Linked DNA regions of Homo sapiens: region 1 is linked to region 2. Evidence: read pairs that join two places in POLR2A ChIA-PET (ENCODE). Cell type or tissue: MCF 10A. All regions are shown on one strand. Links, peaks and the distances in the headings refer to the core of each region. The heading gives the core; the rest is flanking DNA.

What was found. Peaks named below come from ENCODE experiments on the same cell type or tissue, not always from the same donor. Only the 100,000 strongest peaks of a DNase experiment are listed, where the experiment ranks them.
Region 1: POLR2A ChIA-PET joins it to region 2 with 6 read pairs; 3 of 35 experiments call an interaction of 5 or more read pairs at or near these places.

What each region holds. Positions count from the first base shown.
Region 1 is chr18:58,443,313-58,446,226 of GRCh38, forward strand. No RefSeq gene overlaps it. Among named protein-coding and RNA genes, the nearest start is that of MIR122HG, 1.5 kb to the right of the region's middle. In MCF 10A, for the core only: no CTCF peak of the experiment used is centred there; no DNase peak of the experiment used is centred there.
Region 2 is chr18:58,361,109-58,364,022 of GRCh38, forward strand. All of the region lies in intron 19 of NEDD4L (NEDD4 like E3 ubiquitin protein ligase), which reads left to right. Among named protein-coding and RNA genes, the nearest start is that of MIR122HG, 84 kb to the right of the region's middle. In MCF 10A, for the core only: no CTCF peak of the experiment used is centred there; a DNase peak (open chromatin) is centred at 1,223.

The DNA of each region.
Region 1 (2,914 bases), core at 213-2,712, 82 kb after region 2:
TAAAAAATAAAAAGTCATGGACAGAGTCTTATTCTAGTGCCCAGGCTGCAGTGCAGTGGCACGATCTCGGCTTACTGCAACCCCCACCTCCCAGGCTCAAGCAATCCTCCTGCCTCAGCCTCCCAAGTAGCTGGGACTACAGGTACATGCCACCATGTCCAGCTAATTTTTGTAGCTTTTGTAGAGACAGGACCTTGCTATGTTGCTCAGGCTGGTCTCAAACTCCTGAGCTCAATCAATCCGCCCACCTCGGCCTACCAAAGTGCTGGGATTATAGGTGTGAGCCACTGTGCCTGGCCAAAAAATCACTTTTATAGGCAGCTGAGGTAGAGTTGTGTGATTTGCCAGAAGTTTGATAAACATTCATCGTGTCTCTGAAATTCAGAATCCTTGCAAGTACCGTGGCTAGGAATGTAAAGAAAATCATCTGAAAGCTGAACATGTGTCTTCATCCTGGTTTTCTAAATGAAGGGAAAACCATATCAGCAAAAATGCTGATGAAAGTGACCTGGAAAATGTGGGACGAGGCCTGGGGGTGGGAGGGGTTTATCCTGCCCTTTGAAAGAACGTCTTTGAAAGAACGTCTTTCTTTCAAAGGGCAGGACAACGGGGAGCCCTGAGGAATCTGTTTCACTTTAAAGGAGAAAAAACAACAGTTTTTTCTTCTTTAAAAAGGCACTCACCTTTATTTCTTAAAAAATGAAAAGTCACTTTTTTCTTTCTTTCCCAGACAGAGTCTTATTCTAGTGCCCAGGCTGAAAAAAAGCGCTGTGCACTTTTCAGAATTTCTTTTCAGAATTAGGATGGCTGAAATCAGGAGAAGCAACTTTAAAAGTGCACAGCAAGTTTGCAAAGGCAGTGCCAACACTGCAGCGCCAGAAATGTGACCATAAAAAAAAATCCCATTGACACCATATTTATCCACCGACGCTGCGGAGCACAGGGCTTTGGCGATTTCCAGAGAGCCCTCGGGATGTTTTTCTCGCCTCGGGGTGCACTGTTTGGGCTCTTCCCATAGGAACTGAAGGCCAGTCCCTCAGCCCTGTGGGAGGGCCCTGTCTTCTGTAGGGCCAAGTGTGCAGGATCTCTCAGGTAGTCATAGGCAACCTGAAGGAACTTAGTCCCCCCAGGACCCTAGGGAGCATGCCAGGAACAAACAGTGGTGCCCACTCACTGGGCCCATTTCTTGAGTTCAGCTCTTTGACAAGAAAAAAAAAGGCCATTAGTATATTTTTTCATTTTTACCTGAAAAGAAATATGACAACTAACAGGAAGTATGACACTATCAGGATGACAATACCTGCTAGTGAAATTAAGGCCACCCAGCTCCTCAGATCATCATCAACTGGAATGACCAGACCTCACTTCAGCTTGCATTTGTGTTTACTAGAGAGAGCAACGAGGAGTTTCCTTTTAAAGAATAAGAAGGCAAAATAGCAATGTGGTGTGAAATCTCATCTCTACAAAAAAGTACAAAAATTAGTCAGGTGTGGGCACCTGTATCCCAGCTACTGGGGAGACTGAGGCAGGGGGATCCCTTGAGCCCAGAAGGTCGAGGCTGCAGTGAGCTGTGATCATGTCACTGCACTCCTGCCTGGGTAACAGATTGAGACCCTGCCTCAAAAAAAAAAAAAAAAAAAAAAAAAAAGAAAAGAAAGGAAAGGAAGGAATGAAGGAATGAGAGAGAGAGAGAGAGACAGATTGAGAAAGTTGAAAGAAAGACGAAAGAAAGAAAGAAAGAAAGAAAGAAAGAAAGACGAAAGAAAGAAAGAAAGAAAGAAAGAAAGAAAGAAAGAAAGAAAGAAAGAAAGAAAAGAAAAGAAAAGAAAGGAGGGAGGGAGGGAAGGAAGGAAGGAAGGAATGGAAGGAAGCAAGGAAAAGAAAGAAAGAAAAACAAAATAACAAAATGACCTGAGAAGGAAAAGAAATAATCAGAGACATTAAAAATAATCGCCGGCGGATGGGTCTGGTGGCTCATGCCTGTAATCCCAGCACTTTGGGAGGCCAAGGCGGGAGGATCACCTGAGGTCAGGAGTTTGGGACCAGCCTAGTCAACATGGTGAAACCCCGTCTCTACTAAAAATACAAAAATTAGCCGGGCGTGGTGGCGGGCACCTGTAGTCCCAGCTACCCAGGAGGCTGAGGCAGGAGAATCGCTTGAATCCGGGAGGCGGAGGTTGCAGTGAGCCAAGATCACGCCACTGCACTCCAGCCCGGGCAACTGAGCGAGACTCCATTTCAAAAAAATAAGTAAATAAAAAATAAAAAGCAATAATAATAGCCGACAACAGAATACAGCTAGGCCGAGCAGCAGCCTCCTCTGCTGTCCGTGCGGCTCGCCTGTTGCCTGCTTCACTGCCTGACTGTGGGCTCTGTTTGTCTTGGTCCCCGTGGCATTACCAGAGCTTAGCAGATAAGGAGGAGCTTCATACATAATTGTTGGCGTGAACAAAGGAATGCATGGTTAACTACGTCAGAAATGACCAGTTCAAGAGGAGAATGAGATTGGCTTCCAAATGTTGGTCAAGAGCTCTACGTAGCATGAGCCAAGGATCTATTGAACTTAGTAGGCTCCTGTGACCGGTGACTCTTCTGTCTCTAGAAATCTGGGGAGGTGACCAGGTCATACATGGCAGTCTTCCCGTGAGGAACGTTAAACTGGTTGGAAGTTGGGGTTCTGAGGGGAAGATGTATTCACTAGGTGACCTGTCTTCTCTGCCTCGGTGGCCTCCATGGCTGCCTGCTGGCCGCACACCCCCACTCAGCAGAGGAATGGACTTTCCAATCTTGCTGAGTGTGTTTGACCAAAGGTGGTGCTGACTTAGTGGCCTAAGGTCGTGCCCTCCCTCCCCCACTGAATCGATAAATAATGCGACTTATCAGAAAGAGAAAGAATTGTTTACTTTTAAACCCT
Region 2 (2,914 bases), core at 235-2,734:
AAGGCCAAGTTCTGTGTCCCCATGGGAGATTAAAACCCAAGCCCCTATGTCTAGGTCCAGTGCCCACTGATTTCTCTAATTGTGAGTCTTTCTGCTTACCTAGTACCTAGAGTTTCTCTTCCCAAGTTTTAAAAATATCAGTTCTAAGTAGGCCTAGCGTTTCTACATATTTTTAGGGAGAGGGGACCCTTTCTGTGGCAGCTCAGTGTTCAGCATTCCTGTAAGTTAGCATGCTCTGTGTATAGCAGATATCACTAGTAATAGCATTTAGTAAGTGATGTTCACACATGCTGCTGTCATGAACACTATCTCATGTTGTGTAACACTTTCATTTTTCCAAGAACTTTATAATCAGCCGACTTGAAACTCACAGTCGTCCCCTCAGAAAGGCAGGGCAAATGTTGTTATTTCCAATTTGTCAGAAGCTCAGAAAGCTTATTCTGTTGCTGACAGTCCTTGCAAGGGTCAGAATCAGGACCGGAGCCCCAGATGCGCTGGTGTCACTGATGTCCCCGTGCCGGGCATGAGCCCTTCTGTGCAAGGAGCTCCAATGTCTCCCGGCCAGTGATGATGTGAAAACATTTAGAACCGACCTACACAATAAGGCAGATTTTCATTCTGTACCCAAAACAGGAACACAGATTTAATGCAGAGCAAAAGGGCTTTAATCAACAGATATGTTCATTTTTCACGTAGACCTATTTTACAAGCTAACTTGTAAGCCAGAAAATGACATTCGAGATTTTCAAGTGAGAACAAATGATTTGGTCCAATAATTAAAAAAAAAAAAATGTACGTGTAATCTCTTCAGAAGCTGCACTGGAAGGATGTTTGTCCTGGTACGTTGTTGGAAAGTTTTCAGGAAGAGAATGTAAAAACTTGCTCTTCTTATTCTATCATGAGAACTACCTCTGGAGAGAAAAGATAATGAATGCAAGAGGAAGACAGTGATTTTTCAGCTTTCACGCATCATTCCCCAGAAGGAGAAAGGCTTGAAATATCTCAACATTTCCGCCCACACCTCCTCAGCCCCTGCCAGGAGACAGAGCAGGCAAGGGAACGGGCATCATAGGCTGGGGGCCACATGTTGAAATCTGCTCCTTGGGGAATTTGTCATTTAAGACAGTCGAACTTGCATACACAGTGATGACTGTTTAAGCTTTTTTTCCAACATTTTCAGGAGTAGGGGGAACTGTGATGTAACAGTGATGTTTGGAGAACCCTCACGAATACAGGAACAAACAAAAAATAGTTGCTGGGAATCACAGACTTTCAGAAATAGAAGAGCTGAGTCACGTTTGTTCATCCAGTCAAATTCTTCCACTTAACAGTGAAGAAACTCCTTAGTAGAGAGGATGTGATGCAGAGCCAGCTGATGAGAGTCTACCCGAGAGTGCAGGCCTTCTAACGCTGGCAGGAGAGAGTGGAAGGAAGTCACTTTTTTAGTTCCTATGGGGTCATTTTTTTCCTCATGGCACTACCACGGTTTATTCATTGATTTCCTATTGCCTGTTGCTCTCAACAGCTTGTGAGCTCCAGGAGGGAACTGGGAAAGCTACCTTTGGTTTATGTACTGTTATTTTTCTGGCACCTAAAATGCCTTGCACAGAGTAGGTGCTCAAGAAGTATCGGTTGAATGGACGAGAATGAACACCAGAAAGTGAGAAATAAACTAGAGAGGAAATCTTAGTTTGTGACGGGATGTACTGTTGGTAGAGCAGAAAACATGATCTCTTTATTGGCTTATGTCAGAACATTGTATTCTTTTTCTTATTTTGGTGGTTGTCCAGGTATTAACAAATTTATACCTTGCCTAGACTCAGAATTGCTATGTGGTTTCATCAGACTAAACACTGCCTAAAATAAATAGGATGTGAGGTCAAATCTGTTGTTCAGTGGAAAATCAAAGAAGACTGGCTTAAAAACTAAGAAAAGACCATAGGCAGTGTAAATTGTCTATAGATTGCTCCTAAGCTATATAAAGATGATGTATTTTTTGCTCTGGAATTACAGAGCAAAACACTGACGTGCTCATTTTCTGGAAGAGTGGTTGTTTGTTTTGTTTCGGGTTTTTTATATAAACATGTCTTAAAACTATAAAAGAGGGAAGTTCATGTTCTTCATTTCTTCTGTTTCTGGTCAAGATAAGTATGGTGAAAGTGTAAGGTTTGGAGTCTGGAGATACTAGACTAAGGATCAGTATATTTTATTAACTTAGGCCGAAATGATAACAGCAGAAGTATTCTCTGCTGAAATTCATACTAGTGGCTAAAAAGCAATGAGTTGTTTTCGAGGCTGTCATAGTTAATGTCTGTGTATATGCAAAACCCAATCCTTTTTGCTCATAAAAATATCGTAAGCTTTTTCAGTAGCCAAAACTCACGGCCCTGACTCTAAGATATTGTAAGCTACTTTACAAGGTAGCAAATAAAGATTATTTAAATGACTACATTAACATGTTACTCCTTTGCCTGAAGAGATATCACAACTTTTGAATGACTATAGTTAACTCAATTCCTGAGCCCTCAACTGGGGTACTATCACTCTATTTCATAGATAAAGCATTTGAGATTTAAAGAAATCCTTGCCCAAGACCACTAAATATTAAGGGACAAACCTTCTGACTTCTAAATTGAGGATTTTTTGAGAATGCCATCTGCCTGATTTTATATTCCTTGATAGGAGTGTCAGTTCACTTCCCTTTCTGCTCGTTGTATTTCCCCACAAAAATTCGTTAAACCGTAATTAGACTTTTCAAAATGCCAACGTAGGTCATTCTGGGTTGTATGTTAGAAGTATTTAGCCAATAACTCTTACCTAAACCACAGCAAAAAAGAAAAACAGAAACACCCTGACTCATATTCTGACAAAAGTCACTTGGAAAGCATGTTTAGTTTGTGTAGCGTACCCCAAA